Linked DNA regions of Mus musculus: region 1 is linked to region 2. The links are chromatin contacts, found by Hi-C or POLR2A ChIA-PET in ENCODE. All regions are on one chromosome and are shown on one strand. Each heading gives the region's core, a stretch centred on a gene start or an enhancer-like site at or near the end of the contact. The rest is flanking DNA. Distances are from core to core; before and after follow the strand shown.

What was found. A loop is a pair of places that touch in the nucleus more often than their neighbours do. ChIA-PET counts read pairs that join two places held with the same protein, here RNA polymerase II (POLR2A).
Region 1: a loop to region 2 is called in a map of heart, with 2.3 times the contacts of the local background. The contact joins the promoter of Iqgap3 here to the promoter of Gpatch4 in region 2. A Hi-C loop is called at or near these places in 3 of 37 maps with a recorded cell type or tissue (heart, mouse embryonic stem cell and mouse trophoblast stem cell). POLR2A ChIA-PET finds 5 or more read pairs at or near these places in 4 of 5 experiments (Patski and embryonic stem cell).

Annotation. Positions count from the first base shown.
Region 1 is chr3:88,078,627-88,085,253 of GRCm38, reverse strand. It overlaps Iqgap3 (IQ motif containing GTPase activating protein 3), which reads right to left and starts at 3,203. Exons shown (of 38, transcript NM_001033484.1): 1 at 3,162-3,203; 2 at 1,236-1,323. The coding sequence starts at 3,198.
Region 2 is chr3:88,041,187-88,047,219 of GRCm38, reverse strand. It overlaps Gpatch4 (G patch domain containing 4), which reads right to left and starts at 4,114. Exons shown (of 8, transcript NM_001110809.2): 1 at 4,041-4,114.

The DNA.
Region 1 (6,627 bases), core at 1,954-4,453, 39 kb before region 2:
AACCTCTCACTTTGTCTGGCTACACACCTGACTCAAACCAAATGGGCTCTGCCATTTCTCTCATTGTTTATGGTTCTGAGAACTTAGGTACAGAAAGCTCATGTCTGATGAAATGATTTCCTCAGTTCACCTCTGAGACTCCACTGCATTCTGTAGAAATGAGGCCAGCATCACCGGTCTTCAGTGGGCAGCTGCCAGGATCAGGGAGCTATCAGTCTGAGCACACTTTGAATATAAATGCATTTTACTGCTGGAGGTTATACAAGTCAGGCACAGTGACTCCCTAAACAGACTCTCCAGATATTGAGGTCTACAGATAGTATGTTTCCAAAGGGAGCCAAGCAGATCTTATTTCGAGCTGTCCTTGCTAGACATCTGATTTCCTATCTGCTTCATCCTATCTTCTTTTTGGAAAACATTAACAGAGACTATTGGCTAAGAAAAAAAAAGGGGGGGTGGCGCTGGAGAGATGGCTCAGAGGTAAAAGGTTCCAATTCTGATTCCAGCATCTGAATGGCGGCTCACGCATCTGTAACTCTAGTTCCAGTGGATCTGATAACCCCTCTGGCCTCCAAGGGCACCAGACATGCACACGGTACACAGACAAACATATAGGCAAAACAATCATATACATTAAGTTAAATTTTAAAAACAAATTTTTTTAAGGAAATAAAAAGGGAGTGGAAAATGACTCAACAGGTCAGAGTGCTAGCCACACAGGCATGGGGGCCTGAGCTCAAAGCCCTGCACCCACATAAAACCCCAGGCATAGCCACAAGTACTGGTGACCCCAGCAGCCTAGCTCCAGGTTCAGTGAGAGACCTTGTCTAAGGAAAATATGGCGTCTTCTATTGAGCCTGAAACTAATCAAGACTTTGTTTTGTTTTCTTTTTCGCTTTTTTTTTTTTTCTTCTTTCTGAGACAGAGTTTCTCTGTGTAGCCCTGGCTGTCAGGGACCTCTGTAGACCAGGCTGGCTTTGAACTCAGAGATCTGCCTGCCTCTGCCTCCCCAGTAGTGGCACTTTACTGAGCCACCTCCTTTGGGCTGACCTTGATTTTTTTTTTTTTTTAATCCTCTTACCTCCTAAGCACTGAGACTACAGGGGTGTGGTCTCATGCATGGCTAGACAAAACTATTTTAACTTGCCCTTTCCAGCAGCACAGCCCCTTGTCTGTTTGCATTTGCTCTGGGGACAGGTGACTGGAATCAGGTAGGAGAAGTGGACCCTGCTTACCGCTTGGCTTCCTCCAGCCGGCAGAGGTACTGATAGGCGACATTCTGTCGCCTCTGCTCATCCATTTCCTCAGCTGTGAGGCGCTCATCTAAATCGTGAGGGGAGACAAGGCAAGGAATGCAGCGTTAGATAGGAAACCCAGCACCCACGCTGGGCTGGGCAGCTCACAACTACCAATGCCCACTTCTGGCTTCTGTGGGCACCCATACACACAAGGTGTATATTCACACAGACACGTGCACATAAATAAAAATGGATCTTGGGCAGTGGTGGTGCATGTCCATAATCCCAGCACTCGGGAGGCAGAGGCAGGCGGATTTCTGAGTTCAAGGCCAGCCTGGTCTACAGAGTGAGTTCCAGGACAGCCAGGGCTATACAGTGAAACCCTGTCTCAACAAAAAAAGAAAGAAAAAAAAATCTTCAGAGACAAGAATTTGAGGCCAGCCTGGTCTACAGAGTGAGTTCCAGGACTACACAGAGAAACCCTGTCTCGAAAAACCAAAAAATAAAAAATAAATAAAAATGGATCATAAAAAAACCAAAAACCAAGACAGGGACCTCAGCTCTGAACATATTCCCTCAGCAGTCCCCTCAGAGCACAGAAACCCTCTCCGTGCCCCAGTTCTTCCCAGTGTACCCATTATCAGGGAGCATCCTGCAGCCTTCTGTACCAGAGACATTTCCTTGTCTCCTATGCAGCCAGTCATCTTCCCATCTTTCTCATGAACCCCCTTCACTGTCATCCTTGGGAGCATGGCTGACATCATCAACCATTAGCGCAGTCATTCATTCATGCCAGACCTTTCTGGGCTACGGAGTACTCCTATTTTGCCTTAGCCACAGTCTTACTACCTCTCTATGTTTTTCATGGGGAACACACTATAAACATAAACACGGGACAGCTGCGCACAGGAGCAACGAACAACCGAGCTCAGAGAATACGCAAGAGACAGCATGGTCTCTCTGTCTTTGACTGGGCACTCCAGTCATTTTTATTCCTTATCCCATTTCCTCATCTTGGATATCCTGCAGTATGACTTCAGGAAGGGCTGGGCTTATTTGAATTGGCAGTTCAACAGACACACGCTTCCAAATACAGATTTGAAAGTGCTGGCCAACAGCAGAAAAATCCCCTGATTGCTCTGAGGGAGTTTACAAAGGAACAAGAGTTGGTTGTTGAAGCATGGAAAATAAACCAGTAAGTGAGTGACATCACCTCAGAGTTATGAATTGGGAACTCAGCGAGGTGGAATGGGAGGGGCCTTGAGCAAGGGAGGCGCTAGCCTCCTGCCTGCACACACGCCCACATACCAGAGTGTCTCAAAAACAAACAAACAAACAAACAAACAGGTTTCCTGGAGCTTCCGTTCCTTCATGAGGTGGATGGACATTGTTTTTCATTCAGATGGTCAGGTGGAATCCTTTCCACCCTCCCCACCAACCCGAGTTTTTCTCAGCCCGAGTTACCATGTTTCAGGTAGCCCAGGCTGTCCTCTCTATACTATGTAGCTAACAATGACCATGAACTTTTGACCTTCGGCCTCCACTTTGCAACTGTTGGAATTACTGGAGTGCGCTGCCAAACCGGCCCTCCGGGTTCTGCATTTTAAAAAAGCGTCCAGGTGATCAGGCGTCAAGTCATTTGGGAGGCAGCGTCTCAATGCGGAATCCCGTCCCGTGGCACTTTTTGGCAAATACAGTAACTGCTGAGTTTTAAGGGGCCATTTAGATCATCTAGACTCCTCCACCCTGGAGCCCCAGAAACTGGGAAAAAGGGAGTGCGCCCTTTGAAGGGTTTGCAGCTCAGTTACCTGGAGCACACTTCGGCGAATTCCCGGGGGAGCAGTGCTCCGGGCAGCCAATCCCGCGAAAACCAAGCCCCGCCAGCAGCACCCCGCTCCACCCTCAGATCCTTCCCGCACTCACAGGCTGTCCGAGCTCGGCCTGCCGCGCACGGCTCCATGTTCCTTCTCCTGCCAGTTTTGAATCTCCCGCCGCTGGGACACCACCCCTCACTGCGGTCACGCCGGGATGGGACGCTTCCCGTTCGTGCCGCAGGGAACCCTGGGTTTTGTAGTTCCTCTTAGAGATCGTGAGCTAGCTTAGGTCAGTTTCTTGATTTGCTTTCTCTAAGGCCCCGCTGCTCATCTGGCTTTTTAACAAATAGTCCTTGCAGCTGCCCTTCCTTTCACTAACCTGTCCTACTTCCTATAGAATTCCTGGGCCTCCCTGTGTGCTATTTGGTGTTTTACTCTGAACTAGATGACAAATGCAGGGATATACATGTTCTAGACTAGTGCTGTTACAGCAACAACAGATAGCACAGTCAAAAGCTTGGAGGTCTATGCCGCACAGAGGGAAAGATCCACTGCAGTGGAGGCAGAGACCTTCCTAGTGAAGGCTTCAGCTGATCTTGAGCAGGACAGAAAAACAGATTAATTAAAAGGGTGTGGGAAGGGAAAGGAGGTCCCGCCACCATGGAGTCTGGTTGAAATCGCCAGCTAAGGGTTGGGGCTGGAGAGATGGATCAGCGGTTAAGACCACGGGCTGCTTTTCCAGAGAATTCGGGTTCAATTCCCCGCATCCATATAATAGCTTACAACTGTCCCAACTACAGCCTCAGGGGGTCCGACATCCTCACACAAACATACATGCAGGCAAAACACCAATGCACATAAAATAAAAGTAACTAAATAAGTCATTTTAAAAAAAAAGAGAGATGGCTCAGCAGTTAAGAGCACTGACTGCTCTTCTGAGCCACCAACCACATGGTGGCTCACAACCATCCATAATGAGATCTGATGCCCTCTTCTGGTGTGTCTGAAGGCAGCTACAATGTACTTACATATAATAAATAAATAAATAAATAAATAAATCTTTAAAAGAAAAAAAAAAAAAACTTCTCCTGGAGTGGCACATTCTTTTAATACTAGGGGAGGCAGAGGCAGGAAGATCTCTGTGAGTTTGAGGCCAACTCTGGTCCACAGAGCAAGTTTCAGGACAGTCAGGGCTACACAGAGAAACAGGGTCTTGAAAAACAAACAACAAACAAAAGACTTCCTACACAACTAACAAAGTCAATGTGAAGATTATTTATAGAGATAATATTCCTTCTATACAGAAATATTTCAAATGACACAATATGAGGAATAAATATGACAACACTTTATACACATATATGAAATTGCTCCTTTTCTCCATTTTGTATACTCCAGGGTCCCCTGTCCAGGGAATGGCCCCACCCACAATTAAAAAGGGTCTACCTAATCAATTAACATGGCCAAGATAATCTCTCACAGGCAAGCTCTTTTTTTTTCTTTTTTCTTTTTTGTAATAGTGAAGGACTGGCTATAGATCCTCTTTGAGTGTCTGGTAGAATTCGTCTGTGAATCCATCTGGCCTTGGATTCTTTATTTAGCTCCTCTTGTCTCTCTAACTTCTGGAGCCATTCTTTCTGATCCTTTAATACAGGCATCTTATAGATTCCCCCTGTAGGGCTGCTTTCCATGTGTGCCAGAGGTGTCCTTGGTTTAGTTACAGGGAGATTGATTGATTGATTGATTTCTTCATTAACTCCAGTGATGAGTTGTTAAATCTCCATGAGTTTGCATATTGACTAGAAATTTTTGGTGTCAATTTCAAGTTTTATTGCATTGTGTTCTGATAGGATATAAGGAGTTATTTCCATCTTCCTGAATATATAAAGACCTGTTTTGTGTCCCAGATATGGTCTACTTTAGAAAAGTTTCCATGCCTGGCTGAGTGGAATGTTCTGTAGATGTCTGTTAAGTCCATTAGATGTATGATGTCAATGAATTGTGTTTCTGTTTATTTTTTGTCCAGATGACACAAGAAGGGTACTGAAATCAGCTATTAATGGATTGAAGATAATTTGTCTTTAAATACAGTAGTAGACTTTTAAAAATGAAATTGGGCACCGCAGAGCTGGGTTTAGAATAGTGACATCTCTTTGGTTAATTGTCCCTTTGGTTAGGATGAAGTGTCCCCCTTATCTCTTTTGACTTGTTTTAGTTTGAGGTGTTTTGTCAGTTATTAGGATATTGATACCTGCTTCTTCCTGGTTCTGTTTGATGGAGTACTTTGTCCACCCTTTTAGCAGTGCCTATCTTTACAGCTAAGATGCATTTCTTGGCAGTAACAGATAGATGGATTTGGGGAGTTTTGTTTGATTATTTTTAAATTTTATTTATTTTATTTATAAGAGTACACTGTAGCTGTCTTCAGACACACCAGAAGAGGGTGTCAGATCTCATTACAGATGGTTGTGAGCTACCATGTGGCTGCAGAGAATTGAACTCAGGACCTCTGGAAGAGGAGTCAGTGCTCTTAACCACTGAGCCATCTCTCTAGCCCCTGGCTTTTGTCAGTCTGTGTCTTTTGAAGAGTTGATTCCACTGGCATTTAAAGTTATCATTGAAATGTATGTGTTAATCGTGACCACGTTGATTGTTGGTGCTGCTTGTATTGTCAGTGATGTGGAAGGAGATTCGAGGACATGGTGGGTGTGGCACTGAAGGGAACTGGATGCTGGTTCAGAATGACAGAGGATCTGGGAGAGAGCCCCTTAGGACCTTGGCTGAGAACACTTTCAGGCCCTCCCACCCCCGCCCCCTATTTTCCTCAAGGAAAGCCTACTGAGTATGGGACCACTCTGTGGCCTACTTGGCCTGGACAGGCTGTGCTAGCACCTCTGAAAGCCAGGCCAGAGCAGAAGCTTCAGCCTGTCTGGAGCTCAGAGATGGCCCTGGGTGCCAGGCCTGCGCAAACGCCTGTGTTGCAACTATGGTCAGTGCATCTACTTCAGGAGTCTGTTTCTGGCAATGGCCCTTCTACTTAAAAAGGCTTTTTCCTAGGCAAATGGGGAAAGGGGCAAATTTCGTTTAGTTGCAGCCACTGGTGGTAGGTTCATGGGTTGGTGAGCTGGTGAGTTAGAGATTCCTGGTGATTGTGGGGCCTCCTGTCCTCTCATTAAACACATCAAACAGAACCTGGAGTTTACAGAGTTTACAGTGCACTCATATACATAAAATAAATAATAATTTAAAAAAAAAAAAGCTTGTAGTCACCCCCTGTAGCAGATGGAGTTCTTTGGTCTGTCATGTCTCTCTCTGAAAGGGAGAGACGGAGCAGGGCTTGGTGGCACAATCTGTGATCCCAGCACTCAGGAAGGAAAGAAGGAAAGAAGATCACCACAAGAACCTACCTTAGAATTAAATTAAATTAAGAAGAGAGGATGGGGGCTCAGTGGTTAAGAGCACTGACTGCTCTTCCAAAGGTCCCGAGTTCAAATCCCAGCAACCACATGGTGGCTTGCAACCATCTGTAATGAGATCTGACACTCTCTTCTGGGGTGTCTGAAGACAGCTACAGT
Region 2 (6,033 bases), core at 2,865-5,364:
GCCCTGCTTCCCTCTTTGTTGAAAGACCCAGTTGGCTGTGCCACTACTCTGCCTTTCTCTTCAGTTACTCCCACTTTTGCCTGCAGGAAATGCCACTGTTAGGCCCCTACTTCTGTTTGGGATATATTTTGAGAGTGTCAGGATTAGCAGACTATATACTTGATGCCTAAAACTGTACTCATTACCCTGGTAACCAAGTAAATCCAAATTTATTTATTTTGGTTCTTTGTTGCCCTTTCCCGAAAATAGAATTCAGGATAGCAGTATTCTTCTACGTATTAACAGTTGAAATTTTAAAAAATAAAGAGAAAAACTGTTGGAGTGGCCCATCATCTCCTGGAGTTGGCCCTGCTGACTTTACTCCACTGTAATCCACTGCAGGGCTGGCTCTGATGGTTAAGATGAATCCGCTTCAGTCTGGGAGATCTGAGAGCAGGATGCACCGTGTGATCAGAGCCTTCTACCAAGGTACATTTCCTTGGGATTATGACTTGATAAAACCGAGAGTATCTGCTACAACTCTAGCTTTTTTAGTATAAAAGCTCAAGCCAAGGTAAATGAGGAGGCCCTTGGGAACATAGTGACCCTTGTACCAGGCTAGGAGGTTACAAGCCCCTGAGACTGAGTGTCCAGAATACCAGCATGCAGGTTCTATGTTGAGGTGGGGGTTAACTTTTATTTTGATCACCTTGTAGTCTTTTAAACCCTTGGTCTCTGAGGCCAGGTCCACATCTTGCCTTCCAGTCATTTGCCTGCCCTTCTGTGGTAGTCCTTGTGTTAAGCTGGTAGAATGGAATCAGTCATTAATCTTTGTGTCCTGCCTTGGCTGGGGCCATATAGGAGCAGCTTAGCTCTAAGGCCCAGAGAACCTTTATCCTCTTTCTCCTTGAAGGAGAGAAATTGAACTGGTAAAAACAGCATCCTCTGCAGCATGGGAAGAAGAAAATAAAAATCTCCTTTCCAAAAAAAAAAAAAAAAAAAACCAGGCAAGGTGGTGTGCACATGTAACTCCGTCCCAAAAATCAGGCGGTTAACTCCTGAGCTTGACCTCTGGCCTCGATATGCACGCACCCACCACACACATTTGTTCACATTGACATTTCAAGCAAGCAAACAAACACCCCAGGGGCTGGAGAGATGGCTTAGTGGTTAAGAGCACTGGCTGCTCTTCCAGAGGACCTGGGTTTGATTCCCAGCACCCATAGCACAACTCAGAACCTTCAGTTCCAGGGGATTAGGTACCCCCTTCTGGTCTCCTCAGGGAACCAGTCATACATGTGGCACACAGACATACAAGCAGGCAAAACACCTGTATACAAGAACTCTTTTTTGGTTTGTTTATTTATTGAATTAAGCCACTAAATCTGTAGTAATTTGTTTTGTAGCAATGAAGCTAATGCACAAGAGAGTGGCTGATAATAGGCTATTAGAAGAGAGGAAGTTATTGATATGATGTATAAAACAAGTTTTGGGGCCTGGAGAGATCACTCAATGGTTAAGAGCACTTACTGCTCTTGCAGAGAACACGGGTTTGGTTTTCAGCAAGAACAAGGCAGTTTACATCTCCCCACACCTCTTAGCATCCAGCATGCATTGGATGTACATAATACAAGTAGACAAAAACACTTGTATACATTAAATAATAAATGAATTTTAAAAAATTAAATAGCCAGTTATAGCACACCTTTAATCCCAGCACCAGGGAGGCAAAGGCAGGTGAATTTCGGTGAGTTTAAGACCAACCTGGTCTACAAAGTGAGTTCCAAGACAGCCAGAGCTGTTAAACAGAGAAACCCTGACTCAAAAAAAAAAAAATAATCAAAATAAAATAATAAAACAGTTCTGCCAGCCCTGTATAGTAGTGCACATCTTTAATCTCAATACTTAGGAAACAGACTAAGATCTCAGTGAGCTGGAGGCCAGCCACTTTTACATATGTCCCAGGTCAGTAAAGGGGGCTTTGTAAAAGCCTGTCTCAAATATAGATAGATAGATAGATAGATAGATAGATAGATAGATAGATAGATAGATAGATAATCAGTTCTATCAGTTTCAAAATGTGATCCAGGGCCCCCTTTGGGCTGGGACTTTTCCAGAGGCCTATGATGTCAACGTCTTTTCTCAGAAATCCTCCCACATTATTCCTCCCCCCCTTTTTTTATTTTTTGAGACAGGTTTCTTTGTGTAGCCTTGGCTGTCCTGGAACTAGCTCTGTATACAAGGCTGACCTCAAAGGCATGCACCACAAATGCCTGGCTCCCTCTATTTCTCATGACTGCATAGACTGTGTAGTTTCCCAGGTACCACACCAGTGATAACGATGCTTTGTTAAGGGACTATGCTCTTGTGTACTCTGGTGTCTAGGAATACTCTTCAATTCTGCATAGCTAAATGCCCCAAAGCTCACAAAACCTTATAAAATGGAGGCAGGGTGTTAGCAATCGTGACAGTCGAGTTTAGGAAGAATCACATGTCTATCCACCTTTCCATTAGGAAGGATGATTGCATGAAGCCCAAATGAAACGGAACTGTGAATACAGCAACACAAAAACGGGGTAAAGAAGTGGTCTTCTTGACCAAAGTGTGGACACTTAACCCCTTCCTAGAAATGGGAACAAAACACCCATGGAAGGAGCTACAGAGACAAAATTTGGAGCTGTGACAAAAAGATGAACCATCTAGTGATTGCCATATGCAGGGATCCATCCCATAATCAGCTTCCAAACGCTGACACCATTGCACACACTAGCAAAATTTTGCTGAAAGGACCCAGATATAGCTCTCTCTTGTGAGACTATGCCGGGGCCTAGCAAACACAGAAGTGGATGCTCACAGTCAGCTATTGGATGGATCACACGGCCCCCAATGCAGGAGCTAGAGATATTACCCAAGGAGCTAAAGGGATCTGCAACCCTATAGGTGGAACAACAATATGAACTAAGCAGTACTCCGGAGCTCTTGTCTCTAGCTGCATATGCATCAAAAGATGGCCTAGTCGGCCATCACTGGAAAGAGAGGCCCATTGGACTTGCCAACTTTAGATGTCCCAGTACAGGGGAACGCCAGGGCCAAAAAGGGGGAGTGGGTGGGTAGGGAATTGGGGGGGGTGGATATGGGGGACCTTTGGGATAGCATTGAAAATGTAAACGAGGAAAATACCTAATTAAAAAAAAATTAAAAAAAAAAAAGAAGTGGTCTTCTTGGATTTTTTTTGTTTTTGAGGGCTTACTAATTAGCCTGGCTAGCCTGGGTTACACTGGCCTGCCTCTCTCCCAGGTGCTACCTTGCTTCTTGAAATGGAAACAGAAGTAAAATTTAGATGCTGAGGTCACCATGCAAATACCACTTATTATAAATACCAAATTATTTCTGACTATTTTAACAGTAAGAATAATCATACCCCACACTTGTAGTGCATTGACTCACCACGAACCTGCTATTAACTGCTTCACATGGATTGTCTCATTGATGCCTGCCAACATCTTATAAGAAGGTATTACTTAGCCTTAATTTACAAAGAAGAAATCGAACACTGCTAATTCGAACACCAAACAACTGGCAAGTAGTGGATCCAGGATTGGTAGTGAAGCATTTCATGAGCAACTCACTGCTTTGTACCTTTACAGCTTCTTTCTTCTGCTGTAAGCCTTCCCCACATTCTATTTCTCATCACAGTAATTCAAAACCACACTTCCCGGAAGGCGGAGGCAAGCTTTATTTCCCAGCCCTTGAGAATCGTTCAGCGTTTCTGGACTGAAATGAGTGACACAGTAGGAATCGTTTTTTAACGCACTTGCAATGGGCCGGCGTGGGCAGACGCAGCCTGATCTGCGAAGGCTGCAAGTACACTGAGACGCGGTCTCCTTTCCAGCCAGTTTCCAGGGATGTCCAGAGCCACCCGTTTGCAGCAGCCTAGAGGACCAGCCGCCGCCTTTTCCTCCGGTTATAAATCCAAGCCCCGCAGCCACAGAGTCAGCAGGGTGGAACTACTCTCCGATCTTCGCCCTTGCTCCCGCCCCTGGGGAAAGCAAGCTCCTTACCGTCAGTGTACAGTCCTCTCCGTGGAAGCACGTGTGACACCCGACTTGGGTGCAGCCATCTTCCCGGAAGTGAACTTTGGCCCTTCTAGGATGCAGAAACCATAGAGACGTCCTGACAGTAGCCACTCCCCTGGATGTTTGCCACGGAAACTGAGTTCCAGGCTGGGTGCTAGTTTCCTTCCTGCAGTTGTTGGAAGCCAATGCGCCGCCCTAACCTCTGTTTCGGGTCCCCCACCCCCACCCCCACCCCCGACCCTATCCTGAGCTTTCCGGAGTTAGTGCCTCCCTTGAGGCAAGGACACTCAGGCTCTGCGTAGCGGGATCAGCACTGGTTGCACACTACCTTGTCCCTTTCGTACTGGGAACACAAGAACACTTAAGACTCGACCCTTAACTTGGAGGAGCATGTAGACTTGCTCCAAGAAGAGGAGACGAAAAGGGGTCCAGGGCACCGGAGCTGCAAGTACACCATTCCCACCAGCAGTTGTAGGCTTCTGCGGCCGGCCGGCCGCCCAAAAACAAGGGAAAAGAGCGTTTCATATTGCCTCCCCATATGGGAATAGCCATTTGCTTGTTATCTAGAACGCAATTACGGCAAAGGATATAATAAAGAAAATACACTGAGGGCAGAAGAGATAGCTAACCCATTAAGAGTGTTTCAGATTGAGTTCCCAGCACCCATATGGATTCCAGAGGATCCAACACCTTCTAACTTCTGAACTGCAGATGCATACATGCAGGCAACGCACACACACATATAAAATTACATCCTTAACAATTAATTAAAAAGAAAAGAAATTACAGTGGGGGATCTTCAAGAGCATCCAAGTCTAGTTACCAGTATCCATGTTGGGTGGTGACACATGCCTTTAATCCCAGCACTCGGGAGGCAGAGGCAGACGGATTTCTGAGTTCGAGGCCAGCCTGGTCTACAAAGTGAGTTCCAGGACAGCCACGGCTATACAGAGAAACCCTGTCTCGAAAAACAAAACAAAACAAAAACAACAACAAAAAAAGATGCACAGTATCCATGTTGGGTATTCACAGGTACCTGTAAACTCCAACTCCTGGGGACCCATGGCCTCTGCTGGTATCTATAAACATATACACAGGCCCACTCACAGAAACACATAATTAAAAATGAATCTTTAAAAAAGCAAAACAGAACAAAACAAAACAAAACCCATGATAGCAGAAACAGAGATGCAATGGGTGAATTCTGAAAATCATCCTACTACCCTGACCATGTCAAGAGAACGGGAGTCTTTTGTAACAAAAGAGTTATCTGGTCACATCTGTGTATCATTTGTGTGAGGCCCATATTAGGATAGTGTCTTAATTGTTGTGAAGGAACAACATGACCAAGGCAACTCTTCTAAGGAAAAAAAATTTAATTGGGGCTGGATTACAATTTCAGAGGTTCAGTTCATTATCATCGTGGTGGGAGGCATGGCAGCCTGCAGGCAGACATGGTGCTGGAGGAGCTGAGAGTTCTACATCTTAATCCAAAGGCAGGAGACAGGGACTGCCTTCTGCAGGCAGCCAGGAGGAGACTGGAATTCCACATTGAGCAGAGCTTAATCATGGGAGACACACACATCCTCTGCCAAGGCCACATCAATTCTAACAAGGCCACACCTCCTAATATTGCCATTCATTTTGGGCCAAACATTCAAACACATGATTCTATGGGGGCCAAACCTATTCAAATTCAAATCACCACAGGCAAATAGGAGCATCTCACTATCCTGCTAACCAATACATTTTTATAGCACCTCCTATAGTAGTTTGAGTACAAATGTCGCTAGGCTCTTATGTTTAAATTCTTGGTCCCCAGGTGGTGGAACTGTTGGGAAAGATTAGGAGGCATGGCCTTGATGGAGGAGCAGTGTCACTTTGAGGTTTCAAAATCCAATGTCATTCCCAATACTTTTCTCTCTGTCTTGTGCCTGTGGATCAGACATGAGCTCTCAGCTACTACTCCAGTGCTGTG